Linked DNA regions of Mus musculus: region 2 is linked to region 1. A link is a loop called in an ENCODE intact Hi-C map of the cell type or tissue named here. Cell type or tissue: left cerebral cortex. All regions are shown on one strand. Links, peaks and the distances in the headings refer to the core of each region. The heading gives the core; the rest is flanking DNA. Region 1 holds the start of Prex2 (phosphatidylinositol-3,4,5-trisphosphate-dependent Rac exchange factor 2). Region 2 overlaps Prex2 (phosphatidylinositol-3,4,5-trisphosphate-dependent Rac exchange factor 2).

Region 1 (8,341 bases), core at 151-8,150:
AAATGGACATGTTAATGCAAAATGTTAGTAATGGGCCTAGGGAGAAGTATAGGAAAGGACATATGGAAATTCTATTTTCCTCCTGATTGTTCTGTAAATATTTAAAGTATAAAATCCAGTACTCTTTTTATAAACAATGTAATTAACTGTTTAATGTGGTTTTAGTTTCTAATGATATTATTCCTAAAGTATATTGGAAGACTCTTTTCCGTGTCTAAGGGATAGCTGGCGTATTAAATACCTATGGTGGTAAAATTACCTTTGTGCTTTAGTAACTGTGATTGTTTTTTGCTAATTACCATCAGGTATTTCTTGTGTTTTACTGTTAGCTTGAGAATAGACTAGATGGGTTCCATTAAGTCATTAACAAGATGAGTAATACTTCTTTGATAAAACAGTGAAATAAGTACATTTTTTGTTTATTCTTTTTCCTTAAGCAGGCTCACAATCTGCAGTGAGAATGCTTTACATATACGTTTTTTCCTCTAAGGAACGTTTATATTTGCTTCTCCTATTGAAGAATAGATAATGGAGAAGCAGAAAGCAAAGCCAGACTCATCCTTATTTAGAAGTGTGATGGTGAAGCCCCGGGAGAACAGAATCATCCCAGTGAATGCCCTTTCCCATCCCATCCTCTGTATCATGTATTCAGCAAGCAAATGTTTGTTGACTGGTAATTGCAGGCCAGGATCTAGATAGACTATTGGTCACATTGACAAAAACTGTAGTTCATCTTGTTGGTGGATCTGCAATTGCAATAGACTTATGAAATCCATTATATAGGAGAGCTGTAATTTACTGTGAAGCTTGGTGTTTTAGTCTGGAATTCTAGTCTGACTTGGGTACACATTGCTGAGTAGGAGGGATAGGAGGTGTAGTCAGAGGTGGTGGGTTAGAGTTGACACTTACCTTTAAATTGAAAATAGTGAAAAAGGCTATCCTATTCTATTCTATGAAATACTCTTTATTTTGTATAATTTTGTGACCATAGAACCAGTTCTTTACATGCTCATATCAGCTTGATACAGAAACAACTCAAAGTTGACCTTCTTCTTCCTGGCTTCCTGGCTCAAATCTCATCTGGGATAACCAGTCAATACTCATGTGTGAGAAAGATGGCAACGGAGGGACCAACTAAGTCTCAGTGGGGCAACCTTTGTCCAGGAGATAAAGGATGAATGGCCAGGGAAGAATAATTAGAGGAAGGGCAAACTCTAGAGAACATCAGCTTTTAGAAATGGAACATGGAGAACTTGGCATGGATGAACTGGAGAATCAAAGAGAAGCAGGGACTTTTAATGTTCTGTTACTGTGAAGAGACCATGATCAAAGCTACTCTTATAAAGGAGAACAGTCTGAAAGACTCCAAAAGGAGCCCCTCGCTCAGGCCTCAGGACAATAGCGGACACCCAAGAACTCACGATAGACCGAGCTTGATGCAAACCACATGAGGCTTTATTCGGAGAAAGCCAGAGCTCTGGGGACGACTCATATCCCACACAGGGGTAGAGGAGTCCACCTCGAGGGGAAAGAGGTCCCAGTTTTTATAGGTGCCCAGGGTTGGAAGGAGAAGGGGGGGGGGAGTAGGGGATTTCCAGATCTAAACAACGTCTATTCTCAAGAAATGGATATGGGAGGGGTACAAGGAAAGAGTCTGGTGCAGGTGTAGCAACTCAGGATTGCTCGGCTGTGGTTGCTGGGGAGATTTTCTGACTCTTCCCCAGCAACCAATATCACAAACACCTGGCAATGGGCTTCACCAGTGGGCACACACATGGGTCAAGGAATGGTCAAAACATTGGCAGACACACAGGTTCAAAGAGTGGCCAGAGCATTGTGCACCTCTATTTTTCTAAATCAGTGAAGCTAGTTCTGCTAACACTGACATCTATCTTGCCAATTTCAGGGCTTCTGTGTCCTTTTACATTCTGCCAGGATCTTTCAATTCAATTGATGCTTGCTTATAGTTTCAGTCCACTATCAACATGGCAGAAATCAAGGCAGCTTGTAGGCAGACATGATGCTGGAGGAGCATTGTTACATCTAAATTCACATGCAAGAGGAAGAGAGACACTGGGATTGGCTTGGGCTTTTGAAACCTCAAAGGCCACCCCCAGTGTCACATACTTCCAAGAAGGCCACAAATACTCCAATAAGGCTACTTTTATGTGGGGAGCCGCCCTCACATTCGCCGTTGCAAGATGGCGCTGACATCCTGTGTTCTAAGTGGTAAACAAATAATCTGCGCATGTGCCAAGGGTAGTTTTCCACCCCATGTGCTCTGCCTTCCTCGTGATGACAACTGGGCCGATGGGCTGCAGCCAATCAGGGAGTAATACGTCCTAGGCGGAGAATAATTCTCCTTAAAAAGGGACAGGGTTTCGCCATTCTCTCTCTTGCTCTGGCTCTTGCACTCTAGCGCTCTTGCGCTCTGGCTCCTAAAGATGTAAGCAATAGAGCTCTTGCTCTCTTGCTCTCTGGCTCCTGAAGATGTAAGCAATAAAGTTTTGCCGCAGAAGATTCCGGTTTGTTGCGTCTTTCCTGGCCGGTCGCGTGAACGCGAGTAAGACTTTTAAATCTCTCTCAAGGAGTATCATTTCCCCATGACTATGCATTCAATCATATGAGCCTATGAGGGCCAGTCCTATTCAAACCACAACCCAGAGGAGCAAGAGAGAATTTGGCTTGATGAGTGACAGTCAACACTGTAAAAAGCCTGGGGAAAAGTCACATGATGCAGAGAATGACCAGCCTTCCTTCAGTACTAGTAGAAACAGAAACACTTAGTGACAGTTAAAGATCAGCATGGCAGTAATGACCACATGAGAGGGAATGAAGAAAGATTGAAAAATAAAGGAATGAAGAAAATGAGTCATTGGCATAAACTCAGTGATTGGTTAAACATACATTTATCCTTATACAGTTCTTAGTGCTAGAGGGACAATGTAAATTATACTGGGTTATAATCAAGGTCTTAACAAGGCTGTGTTCCCTTGGGTTTTGTAAGATCCTTGCTTCTCCTAGATCCTAGAGGCTGCCTGGTCCTTGGCTTGTGGGCACACTTATGTGCCGGTAAGGCCAGCACTGTTGCATCTTGTGTCCTTTCTCCATAGCTGTATTTCCCACTGTAATAACACCTGGAAAGGTATTCTGCTTTCATCAGTTCGTGTATAAAGAACTCGGCATGGCCCGCCTATAATCAATCCCTCCTGCTTTATAATGCAAAGGCCTCGCTGATAATGGCTTACCTTGATCACACCTATGTGTAATGACCTTCAAAGTAGTGGTCTCCATTACTGACATGTGGTTGCAGCTGTGTTAATGTTGGGCCTTGTTAGTTTCTCTACTAAAGACAAGGTAGGAAGAGAGAAGTATGGCATGGTTTGAAGATCTGTAAGGTCACAGAGACCTATACTGAGGAAGGAATCAAAGGCTCTGCCGGAAGATGGGTACCACAGGGAAGGTGTTTTCCTGAGATTAACACTAGACTCATTGGTTGTTTTACTGGGATGTTAATAAGTTTAGTTTTTATAATGAGAACATGATTTCTCATGACATCATTAGAATTGGGCTATCAGGGTGGCTTGTTCTTAATCAAGTTCATCTGGAGAGAACTCTAGCCTCTCACTGAAGTACCATTCAAACTTTTGATTTGTTTTCTATGTCCCACAACGTCACATCGGTAATTAAAATGTGACTTCCAAGTACTATAGTTTGCCATTTAAGCTATTCACCTTCTAAGAGTAAGATAGAACTAATGAAGTAAGAAAGAACTAATGACTTACTCAATAACTCGCTGTACTTGATCTGATTAAATTGTAAACAAATTGACGTGCAACAACTGGGGAATTAAGCATGAACTGAAACCTACATTGTAAATAGCCTAAGGAGTCACCTGTTGCTCTGGTCTTCTATATGTACATTAGTGTAATTCCATGATTCTGCCTGTTTATGTCTATCAAGGTGTCATGAAATCATCTTCTAGAGATTACAGCCTTTAAGGTGATAACGAAGACCAGTTTCTATTAAATGAGATGGTCATGCAGTAAAGCAATCTTGTCTTTTGTTTTTAAGCTCTTACTGAACTGGCATCCAGACTTGATCTGTGACTTTCCCTGAGCTGATAGTGGCATTGATATGTCCAAGACACAAATATGATTGGTCTCTGAAAGGCAAGTGGAGAGCTCTTTTCCTGCTAAGAGACAGCCTTGCACTCTCCAGCCTTTCAGGCCAGAGTAGTCCTTCTCTGGGCTAAACCAAAGGAAGCTCACTGTGCTCTGCCCTTGGGCCTTTTGAACCTTAGAATCCACTCCAACTGCACCAACCAAGTTCATGCACCCGAAATAAATTTAATGGCTGAGCTAGTCCAGAACTCAGCCATTTCTATCTTCTTCTCCCCCCACCCCCCATCGCTTTTTTATTGGAGGCTTTAACCTCATTAGTATTTCAAGGAAAAAAAAAAAAAACCCTGGCTCTTGTCCATCATCTTGCTTGTTGCCTTCCTTTTCCTGGCAGGCACAGCCTGAGGTTTCAATAGAGGAAGTGGGAAGGGACACAACACATTCAGAGCCTGTGAAAGACCTTATTTACCATCAAAGTGAAAGTTTCCAGATATTCTAGGCCTGTTTTCTTATGCTCTTAAGTCTTTGATGAGAAGTTACGGACTTCAGCCAGGGCTGCAGAGGTCTCTGTGAGAGTCCTCTCTTAGAGAGGACTTGGCAGAGTGAGCTACAAGGTGTCCTGGAGTTGTTCATTAATTACAAATGATACTGAGGCAAAGATGGAGGAGGAGAAAAGAGGGCAGAGACCACAAACAGCATAATAATTTCTCCATGGACACTTCTGAGAGAAATAAGAATTTCACACAATTAAAATGAATATCTTTCTGATAGCTTCCACTTGCTTTTTTCTTCCCAAAACAATTATTGAAGTGTGTCTTTTAATGGAATTATTTAAGTACCTGACTCTGTCCCTAACTCAATTGTAAGTCTTTAGAGGGTGGACTTCAAATGTTAGGGAGTCTAAGAATCTGAGGACCCTGTTGAAAGAATATAGGGTATAATGTTTGAGATAATTAAAGAAAAAAATCATGGAGGGTAGGGGAAGGGATATTCGTTTTGAGGAGACCTCCAGTAACTGCAGTGCAGTGACCTATGACCTGTGTTCTGAAATATTTTCCTAGCACTCATGGTCTACATGATCCTCGGATCCTAGCACTTCATGGTTTTCATACTGGTCTCCCAGGCATCTTGTAGAACACAGCCAAAGTTTCTGGATAGGTAAAGCCTCAATGATGACTAAGACTCAAGTACGTTTTTCTTCAAGTGTAAGATGCTTGCTCTAGAGGTCTATACATAGACAAAATGGCTTGATAGAAATGTGGCTTTCTAACTGGGAACAAATGGCAAGAGAAAACATTCTATTTCATTCAGAGCACTAGATGGAACTCTGTCTTGTTTATATCATTTTTTTCTCTTGGGGGCAAAAAGTGCATTCATTCACTACTACCTGTGGAACACAGAGAGGTTGATTCCCACTAGCTGTTGGGTGTATTTCCTCTGCTTTCTGGTTTCTTTTGTTTATTGTTTACCAGGCTCTGTGAGGTCTGTCTTTTGCGTCCTTTGTTCTTCTGCTATTGTGTGAAGCTGTCCACACTATTTGCCCTTTGCTCCTGGCTGCCTCTAAATAGCCAGATGCAAGGGAAACAGAAAAGCTACCTTTCCCATCAGCGTCATTCATATTATTCAAATATTGAATCTTTAATATGAGAAGAAGGTACGAGATTCCTTTTTGTTTCATGGAAGTCACAATCATATTTTGAAAAGACTTATGGGAAACTGGAGATAACTTTAGTGTAAATAACGAGGGAAACATCTTTAGTTTATCTCAGGTTGCTGAATCTTGGAACAAGTTTGGCCGCCTCTTCCTTGCCTCAGGAGTGCGACTTCCATTTATTTAAATGTCATTAGCTGTACACTATGTAAAGTAGAAAAAATGGCTCTGAAAGTATGTGTTGATAATATCTAGATGGAAATGCAAATGGATCACTTGGTTTGTTAGATTTATAGGTTTTGGTTCTGGTCCCAAGGGAGAATTCAATAAACTTAAACATTAAAATCAAATGCGTTGGCCATTCCATTTCAAAACTGAAGCATAACTAGCTTCTGTGTGTCCTCTGTCAATCAGCTATCATCCACCTGTCTTTCAGGTATCATCTGTCAATCACCTACTATGCATCCTCATCCAACATTTGTATCTTTTTAAAATTACAATTCTTGGAAACAGCTGAGAACAAATATTCTTGAATTTAAACTGATAGTGAAATACTACAGTGAGACTTAAAAAATTTAGATACACCCGGTGTTACAAAGTACTCAGCCAGGGTGATGCTTATTCTATGTGAATCAGTGCATAGGTAAGGGCTGCTACTTTGCTCTGATGTCCTCATTTATCACACTAATTGACATTTCAAGCTTTGACAGAGGTTGTCTGCCTGTGAAATAACATTGTTTGCTGTTTTTTTCTATAAACCGAACCTGTTTCGTAGTAGACGAAAACTCAAAATCAATGTGTTCCTTGTCAAACGCGGGAGGGTCAGTGGTGTGGTTGTTTTGTTCCCAAGCAGTTATGTAACCGCGGGGACTTGTTTCTTTGCTTTCAGACTTGGTGCAAAACACATTAAAGCTAAACAGTGGGCGGGATTCCCAAGAGCAGCCCTCACAAGTGTCCTTCTAGGTTTGGGAACCTCGGATTAGTTCCATCCTGTGTGTGTGTGTGTGTGTGTGTGTGTGTGTGTGTTTAGTTAGCTGGCAGGATACACTTCCCCAGGGTTGTGTTTCCTTTTTCCTGAGATTTGGCTAAGGGTAAAGGGTCGGAGTCACATGGATTGAAAGCATTTGATTGATGTCCAAGTCACCGCTGTGGCTGGAGCCGCCTCCCCTCGGGCTGGAGCCGCGTGAGGCCGGAGCAGCGGGCCGGGCTGGGTTCCCGCTCTCCGGGGACTGTCCCGTTCTGAGTCCAGCGCGTCCCGCGCGTCCCGCGCTCGCACCGCAGCCCGAGCACAGTCCTCTGCCCACACCCCGGCCTCCGGCCAGCATGTGAAGCTACGCGTTCCGGCTGGGACTCGGCAGAGGCGGCAACTTTGCTGGCGGCAGTGGCGGCAGTGGCGGCAGCAGGCGCGGGGCAGCGCACTTGCCCCCAGCTCCGCGCCCCGCCGGCCACCATGAGCGACGAAAGCGCCAGGGAAGTAGACAAGCAGCTTCGCCTGCGCGTGTGCGTGCTCAGCGAGCTGCAGAAGACCGAGCGCGACTACGTGGGCACGCTGGAGTTCCTGGTGTCGGTGAGTAGCCGGCCCCGCGCACGGCACCAAGTCTGGAGCATTGTCTGCGCCAGCACCCGGCATCCGTAAAGGTGACGCGGGGACCGCGGGGACTCGGGGGACAGACCTGTAGATGAACGGGTGCAGAGTGGCCAAGGCCTTGAAGAACTCGCGTGGGAGAAGTTAACCAGTGGCCATTCTGCCTGTTCCATCTGCGCTTAATTTTCTTTATCCATCTCCCAGGGCAAATTTCATTGTGTCATTTTCCTTATCCTCTTTCTTTCGGCTCATATTTTGTTTTGATTTTGTGTCTCAATTTGCTACCTTCAGGTACATGCAGTGTTTTAAAAGTCCTTGAATGTTGTGTAGCCGGAGTCGGTTATTAGATCAACAGCAGTGAAGTCCCTTTAGGTATAATCATTGAAACGTTGGATTCTGAGGGTGGAGGCGAAGGAGCAAGAGCAGCGGGGTCACCATCCCTGGCAGCTGTTGCATATTAAAGCCACATGTGTGCGCCTCCCTCACAGCTCTACAATCTTCTTTCTCCTGATTTAAATCTGCCCTCCACTTGGGTCCTAGTCTCCTGTGCACGCCGACCACTTGAAAATGGTATCATGAAACTCACCTCGAGTCGACAATTTCAGGGTTTCACAGACTGGGCAGGAGCTGTTTCCAGGTCCCAGTTTGACTCACTGGAATTCTGCCCCCAAATCATTTCATTCAGTCTCAGAGCAGAAGAGGAAAAACTGTGGGAAAATGAACTCCTGAGACATCACCTAAGGATGGAATTTTCCTCATTGCGGAAAATACAAAGAATTTACAGCCAGTTCCTGTCCATCCTGATATATTTGAGAGCGGCCTTCAGAAAAAGAGTTAAAACCCCACCCAGATCCTCCGGCCACTTTCTCCTTCATCCCAGTGTTCTATCCTGCCCCCAGCCCCAGGTTGGAAGGGAAATGTTTCAAACTCCGAACTTCCTCCTTCAGTTTCCTTCAGTCTGTAAAGTTTGTGCTAGCAGCCACC
Region 2 (8,341 bases), core at 82-8,081, 74 kb after region 1:
AGATGATGTACCTATCTCTCTTTTCCTGTCCCTGCCTCCCTCCCTCTCTCCCTCCTTCCCTCTTTCCCTCCCTCCCTCTCTGCCTCCTTCCCTCTTTCCCTCTTTCCCTCCCTCCCTCTCTGCCTCCTTCCCTCTTTCCCTTAATCCTACAGTACTAAGGGAGTTACTTTAGAATTTTAGGTCCTTTTGCCTTTTTAGTTGAAATGTCATTTTTCATTCATTGTATTTTGGTCTTACTCTGCTCTGCAATACTTAAAATTTAGGAAGCACCTGATCCTAAAGGTTTATCCTTGAATTCTGAGGATGAGGTGGATGAATTTAATTCATACAGACTAGATTAGTTTAGTCTCTGCCTCAGCATTGTAATGGAAGTGAAATTCTGAGGTAGGAGCAATAGGGAACAATAATCTCACATATTATTACAACATTACTGTACTCAGCAACTAGAATTTCAATCTCCAGTTATGTCTGTTTGCTTGAGACAAGATCTCACTGTATAGAGGTCTGGCTAGTCTTGATCTTTAGACAATCCTCTTACCTCTGCCACTCAACTATTGGTATTACCGGTGTGCTTTGGAATGCCCAGTAGTAAGCTTTAGTGTTTTGTATGGGGCTTAATCTCATTCTGCTCAGTACCAAGTCATTTTATGGCATGACCTTTGCCCTCATAATGTCTTCTCTTGTTTCACACAGGCCTTCTTGCATCGAATGAACCAATGTGCAGCAGCAAAGGTTGATAAAAATGTGACGGAGGAAACAGTGAAGGTAAGCAGGCAGCTTTAGACACTCAGCCAAGCTCGGGTATCATGAAGACGATGCTGTGATCATCAGTTGTTCCTGCAGGGCTCTTCAATTCAGTGTCAGCTCCACTTTGAGTTCCTGTACCAGTGACTTGTGTTGATAATTGGAAAGAGGGAGCTAGGGATTGGGGAAGGAAAGGAAGAGGATAGGTTACATGTTGTAGAAAATTTGTTTTCTTTACCAAGCTCACGAAACCATTTGAAAAGATGAAGAAAAATAAGAATAAGAAGACAATAACTTCAGTATCTGTGAGAAAGTTGAGTCAAATGGCAGACAGTTGTCAGAGTAGTTCAAGAAGGCAAGAAACGGGGAAATGGGAATTCCAATCTCTATAATCTCTAATGAGCAAGATTTGGATGGTCTACTGGAGTGCAGAAAAGATTGTAGTACCCCAACACAAAAGTAATACCAGAAGCATTTCTTGTAAAACATAGGGAAGGGGTCCAGGGATGGAGCTTAGTGGTGGTATGTGTTCTGGGATAGTAATAAAGATACTGCAGTCATCATAGGAGCCAACTGAGAAACATTGCTGATTACCCAGGTGGCAGAGGGTTGCTAGAGAGTATGTAGTGCTTGAGGGTCTGGGTTCCATTCCCACCCCACCCTAATATACATCCACAGCATCACACATACACACACACACACACACACACAGAGAGAGAGAGAGAGAGAGAGAGAGAGAGAGAGAGAGAGAGAGAGAGAGGGAGAGGGAGAGAGAGACAGACAGAGAGAGAGAGACAGAGACAGAGAGATGGGGGGGTTGTGAACATTTTGAAAATAGAAATTAAAAAATGGTAGGTAAATAAAAATTAATTTTTTTGCTTCCGGTCTGTCTGGGCCAGTGCCCTGAGCTGACCTTGGGTGCAAACTCTGAAGCCAGCCCTACAACACCTAGAGGCAGCTCTACTCCCAGGCCCTCTAACACACCCAGTATCAGAGGGTCCCAGGAGCTTGGTCACACCAGGATCTCAAGGTCACAAAGGCAGCTTGACTGCCAGAATCTCAGGATTGCAGAGACATCTTGACTCTGAGGAGTTCTGACACAACCAGGATCACAGGAAGGACAGGTTCCAGTCAGACATAGCCAGGGCAGGTAGCACTAGAGATAACCAGATGGCCAGAGGCAAGCATAAGAACATAAACAACAGAAACCAAGGTTACTTGGCATCATCAGATCCCAATTCTCCCACCATAGCAAATCCTGGATACCCTAACACACTTGAAAAGCAAGATTTAGATCTAAAATCTCTTGTCATGATGATGATAGAGGACATTAAGAAGGACATAAATAACTCCCTTAAAGAAATACAGGAGAACACAGGTAAACAACTAGAAGCCCTCAAAGAGAAAACACAAAAATCCCTTAAAGAGTTACAGGAAAACTCAATTAAATGGGAGAAAGAAAGGAACAAAACCATTTAGGATCTAAAAATAGAACTAGAAACAACTAAGAAATCCCAAAGGAAGACAACCCTGGAGTTAGAAAACCTAGGAAACAGATCAGGAGTCATAGATGCAAGCATCACCAACAGAATACAGGAGACAGAAGAAAGAATCTTGGTTGCAGAAGATACCATAGAAAACATTGACACAACAGTGAAAGAAAACGCAAAAAGCAGAAAGGTCCTAACCCAAACAATCAAGGAAATCCTGGATACAATGAGAAGACCAAACTTAAAAATAATAGGTATAGAAGAGAGTGAAGATTCCCAACTTAAAGGGCCAGTAAATATCTTCAACAAAATTATAAAAGAAATCTTCCCTAACCTACAAAAAAGAGATGCCCATGAACATACAAAAAGCCTACAGAACTCCAAATAGACTGGCCCAGAAAAGAAATTCCTCCCATCACATAATAATCAAAAAACCAAATGCACTAAAGAAAGAAAGAATTTTAAAAGCAGTAAGGGAAAAAGGTCAAGTAACATATAAAGGAAGGCCTATCAGAATTACACCAGACTTTTCACCAGAGACTATGAAAGCCAGAAGATCCTGGACAGATGTTATACAGACCCTAAGAGAACACAAATGGCAGCCCAGGCTACTATACCCAGCCAAACTCTCAATCACCATAGACAGAGAAAACATGATATGCCATGACAAAACCAGATTTACTCAATACCTTTCCACAAATCCAGCCCTACAAAGAATAATAGATGGAAAACACCAACACAAGGAGTGGAACTACACCCTAGAAGAAGCAAGAAAGTAATCTTTCAACAAACCCACACAAACATAATTCCACTTCTAACAAGAAAATTAACAAGAAGTAATAATCACTTTTTCTAAATATTTGTTAATATGAAAACTAATATTATCAACATATCCTAATCGATTTTGAAAATCAAAAATATGAGGAATTAGAAATTTGTTGACTGTCATTCTGTGGTGTCTCTAATTTGGTAATGGGAGAAATTGTTGTGCAATTGTACAATACTGTACAATCCACATACATTTTCTGCTTCTTTGTACATGATAGGGTCTTGCTGTATGCCACATAATTGTCTTGAAATCATGCTTCTCCTATCTCAGCCTCTCTTTAGTAGGATTGTTTATTTGATGTTTTTACACTCTACTATGGTTTTCAGAACAGCTTACATATTTCAAAATTATTTATACAGTCAGAAGAAATGTAGACAATTAATTTGGGAGGTGGCTTGTAAGAGAACAGCAAAGAGTAAGACTGAAGGCTTTGCTTGATATTTATAACTATTGTATCAATTTTGAAGAAGAGGACTTTATAAGTTACTCTTATTCTGAGATGAATGCTTTTCAAAATCATCACAGCCAATGAACCAGAATCTTACCCTCACCTAACATCTGTGCCACCCTCCAAGCAGAACCATTGTTCATTGAAACAGTCAATGAATGACTTCATGGATGGACCATGTTAACACACACACCATTTCTTAAATAAATGTAACCTGTTCCCTGTGGGCTGAGAATGACGATAATCACTCAAGTCAAATAGCTTTGACCATAGCAGGAAATCTGTATCCAAAAATGGTGCCTACAATTCATTCCTTGGTGCAGCAGAACTGTCAACTCTTAGCTTACCTACTATGGAGGTAAGATTGTTTGGTGATATGAGGGACATTCAAGTACAGCCTTATTACAATGAACTCCAATGTCCAAAAACTGTTCTTATTTTGTGTTTGTACCACAGTAAGAGCCAAGATTTTAAGCTGTACTAAAAACAAAACAAATGAACAAAAAGACTTTATCTATTTATGTTCATTAAAAAAACTAATAGTGATATATTATTTTAAAATATCATATCATATAGTTAATATATTTGAAATTATTTAAAATATATTGAGAAAAATGTATGTATTTTCAGTATTGCTGTAGACAAACATCTGCATAAGACTATTCAATTGATTGTTCTTTCATATCTAACAACTTTTATAATACTCATTTTTATTGTTACAATATTTTATAAATTTTAAAGAATATGATAAAAAATCAAAGGTATTGCAGGTTTTGAAGGGGGGCTCTCTGGGAGGTACAAAAGGGAAAGCAGAATGTGATATGTCTATTTACTCAAATTATGTTTTTAAATGTTAACAAATTCAGATAAATTGAAATTATGTATCTTTTCTCATCACAAGGAAATAAAACTTAAAATTTTTTTCTGAAGTAGTCACTGATTATACTTAGTGTTTTGTTTTATTAATAAAAAATCTAAGGTTTTTTTATAGATTCTTCTGAGCCTATTACCTTCTAGATTATATATTTAACTTGCAGGCTTTTCTACCATAGGAACTTCAGTTAACAAGCTTTTGGGCTCAAAGAAAACCAACCTGTGGTTGAAATGGCCTCTAAAACTTTCACTGACAGGGACTCCAGATGGAAGAAAACATCTATGCTGTTTCAGAGTGGGCAAAGTATTGCTAGCCTTCTGCAGTACCCAACTCTGCCATCTGGGTGCAGCATAGTGAATGAGCAATTGACCCAGCTATGACTTCTACACACAAGCACCTGAGAGAAGCAGGAAAGAAGGTTCATTTCAGGATACCTTTCACAGCGTCAAGGACCTCCCTGAAAGCCTGTCAGCAAGTCTGCCCTACACTTGTACTTACAGGCATTCTGGGAAGAGACTAGAACCGGCAGGCTGGGATTTGTGCCTCCCCCCAACCCCCTACGCTTTTTCCTGAGAGTCTGCATAGTGTATTCATCCCCAGAGTTTTGTGGGAATGGAAAAGTCTAAAACTATATTCTGCTTTCCAGGTGGGAGTAAGAGATGCCGTGATGTAGCGCTCTGTCTAGGATGCTGTGTCCTCATGGGCCTTTTAATTTAATTTTTCAAAGTTGCTTCACAACTACACTTACAGTTTTTATCTATGCATTTATTTTACAGATGTTATTCTCCAATATCGAGGAGATCCTCATCGTTCATAAGGAGTTCTTGAAAGTTGTAGAAGAATGCTTATATCCGGAACCCAGTGCTCAGCAGGAAGTGGGAGCCTGCTTCCTTCACTTTGTAGGATATTTTTTTTTCCTGTTTGTTTTCAAACTCTTGATTTTAAAGATCACATCTTGGCAGAGTTTTGTGTGTGTTTTGTGTGTGTGTGTGTGTGTGTGTGTGTGTGTGTGTGTGTGTGTGTGTGTGAATTCAGCATGAGGAGTAAAGTCTGACACCAGAAGTTTGGGGTCTTTTAAGGCCATTGAAATCTTGCCCTCAAAGCCAGAAAAGGGGAGGGAGTCTCTCATCATCTTGTTTCACTCAAAGAATAAACAGCCTTTTCTTTTTCCTGACAAGCTAGTTCTTCGCATCCTCTGTAGCTTTGAATTCTAATGAATATTCAGCCTGTTTCATAATGAATGGATTTTTATGTTTCCCTCAAACATAGAACATTTTTTCTTTTGAGGCAGAAACTTCTCACTCTTATAATGGCGCTAGGAGCCCTTTATTGCTCAGAATGTTCCCCTGTTAATTGGCTGGTAGCAAACCTGGAGGTGAACAGACCCTGGTTCTTGTGACTGATTTTCCTCCTGGGTGGCGTCTCAGAAGTTTGTTTGTGGTGCTGTGGAAAGAATGAGGGAAAGGAGCTGAGTTGTTTGCAACATGGACCTTGTTATCAGTTTTGTGTATTTGTGCAGGGTAGCTGGAATTATGTAATCAATTTGCAAAAGAAGACGCCTCCTGCCTAGTAAAAATTGTTTTTAAGAACTAAAGGGCATCCATACTAGAAGAACAAATATTTTAAAAGGTCATGGTTGATTCCATTCCATTGATGCTTATTTTCTGAATGCTTCCCTGAATCAAATGGCTGCCCAATGACTTGTCTAAACAAGTGGATGAGAGTATTATATCCCAAAAGAAGCTTTGAGTATGTTTTCCATGTCATCATTTATCTTGTAGTTTCTTTATCTATATAGGATGAACAGGCTCTTTTTGTAATCTGTATTTCATAAAGATAATTCTGTCAAAGGAAAACGTTCCTCAGGTCTGAGTGGATTACACTATGCATTTCTTGGTTATGGCTGGAAGCTGTGATGTTCATATCCACTTCTTCAAGCCAGTTTCCCTTCACAGAAGAATTAGATCCCCCTGCCAGCTGGAGAAATTGTCATCCCAGGCCAAACATGGTCATGGAAACTTTGTTCCCGACAGCCATTTCCTTAGTACCGCATTATGAATCTATCACCCGTAAATGTCGCTCAGATTTCTGAACTTTACTCTTGTTGTGGCTCATATCATCTCTTGAGGCAAGTGATTTGATACATGTGCTGCTGGCTATATGAAATAGTACTTACTATTCTGTGTGTCTTTGAAATTACAAAGGACATTCTATGTTCTCATATTTGATCAATAAATTATCTGTGTTTTTCACTGGGCTCCTTTGATAGTTATTAATCATAACTCCTTTAAGAACATCTTTACAGATGGTAAGAGAGACCAGAGATTGTGATAGCAAAAGTCTTCAGTTTTGGAAAGAATTCCTCTAACACTGCAGACTGTGTGTGTGTTGTTTACTGGCAGTTTAAACCACTAGAAGATCTTGATGAATCACATCTCTGTCCATCACTGGCCTGCCCATTTCCAGTGAATGGTCCTGGTTTGGAGCTCTGTAGACTTGTTCCTTTCTCACAGAATAAAGGCAGTTTTACAGTAGCAATCGTACTGTTTATTGAACTTTCTGTCTGAAACATCTTTCTATGAAACAATCACTGGGATGTTGTATTGTCAGGGTCTGCTGTTATCTTAGTTATTTGTTGATGGTCTTGCTTGTCAATATCCTTTATAAATACAATTGCCAGAATTGGTTAACATGAAATTCAGGGTTGTGTTTTCATGATTTATGCGTGATTTATCACATGCTTCTTTCCTCTGTGTAAAGTGACTTTCTTCTATTATTACATTTATCTTGGTAGATTTATTATCTCTTTTTCTAGGGTATATTTATGAATTGGGGAAAATAAATAATATACATATATATGCATATATGTATGTAGTATATCTCTTGAGATATCATACCTTTGTAGACTTTAGTTATGCATATCACATGGGTTAAAATTTCAAAGTAGTAGTGATATACAGTGATTCTCATTTATTCTGTTCTATAATTAACAGAAGGACAAGTTTCGTATCTATGATGAATATTGCAGCAACCATGAAAAGGCACAAAAATTGCTTCTTGAACTGAACAAAATAAGAACAATCCGGACATTTCTTCTGGTAAGTGCATTTTCAACTGTTATTATACATTGGCTGGTTGAAGGCCCTACTTGTAAGAGTGCATGTGACACGCTCTCATGAGTTACTTCTTAGCATATGCAGACTTTGAGCTAGTCTATGGACAATTCAAGCATCCAGATCTGGGATGAGCTTGTGTGTGACAAATACTGCCAATTTCCTCTTCCGGTTGACCTGGAATGTGTGTGCGATCTCCTGGTTCCTGGTGAGCGAAGAATTTAGGTCAGAGTTTACCTTCGCCTTACATCATCAGCCCCCTAGAGATCTGCTTGCGCCTTAGAGGATTTGAAGAGGGACGGTCACAGGAAGGAAGCAAGTGTAAAGACAAGTTGCTCTCCTACCTATATACATTCCTTACTCTGTTTTCATGAAGGCATCAGGAATTGATGTCAAGGTAGCACATTAAAGGCACGTTTTGACAGCTCTGGGGTGTCTTTGTAAGCATCTGATTAAGAGATGAGTTGGTAGGCCGTCCTCCCAAAGTCTGGCTTTAGAGCACTTCAGTGTACTTATTCATTACCTCCTGTTTCTACGTAGCCCTATTCCCTCATTTGCTCTAGACTACACTGATTTACTTTCTATATAGAGTGGCATTTTCTTTAAAAAAAAATTCTTTTGGATAGTTTTATTATATAGGGCAGAGTATCCTCAAATTTGTAACCCCTCTGCCTAATATACCTCTTAGGTGTTGTGATTAGTGATCAGATTTCATGTTTTTGGAGACTTTATATGAAGAGAAACAGAGAGTAGTTTGTTGGGCCTGTAGTTTCTTTAATGCATAGCTTTATGTCATGTATTTAAATTTACAATCATTATTACTGATTATATTCCATTGTGTAG

What was found. Peaks named below come from ENCODE experiments on the same cell type or tissue, not always from the same donor. Only the 100,000 strongest peaks of a DNase experiment are listed, where the experiment ranks them.
Region 2: it touches region 1 in a loop (2.6-fold over the local background); 3 of 42 quality-filtered maps call a loop at or near these places.

Annotation. Positions count from the first base shown.
Region 1 is chr1:10,986,571-10,994,911 of GRCm38, forward strand. Prex2 (phosphatidylinositol-3,4,5-trisphosphate-dependent Rac exchange factor 2) reads left to right here and starts at 6,895. Exons shown (of 40, transcript NM_029525.1): 1 at 6,895-7,339. The coding sequence starts at 7,223. In left cerebral cortex, for the core only: no CTCF peak of the experiment used is centred there; DNase peaks (open chromatin) are centred at 4,569, 6,712, 6,901 and 7,277; H3K4me3 peaks cover 1,594 bases; H3K27ac peaks cover 2,171 bases.
Region 2 is chr1:11,060,633-11,068,973 of GRCm38, forward strand. Prex2 (phosphatidylinositol-3,4,5-trisphosphate-dependent Rac exchange factor 2) reads left to right here. Exons shown (of 40, transcript NM_029525.1): 2 at 694-765; 3 at 5,162-5,284; 4 at 7,379-7,483. Among named protein-coding and RNA genes, the nearest start is that of Gm24173, 69 kb to the right of the region's middle. In left cerebral cortex, for the core only: a CTCF peak has its summit at 4,719; DNase peaks (open chromatin) are centred at 4,768, 4,907, 5,578 and 5,680; H3K27ac peaks cover 595 bases.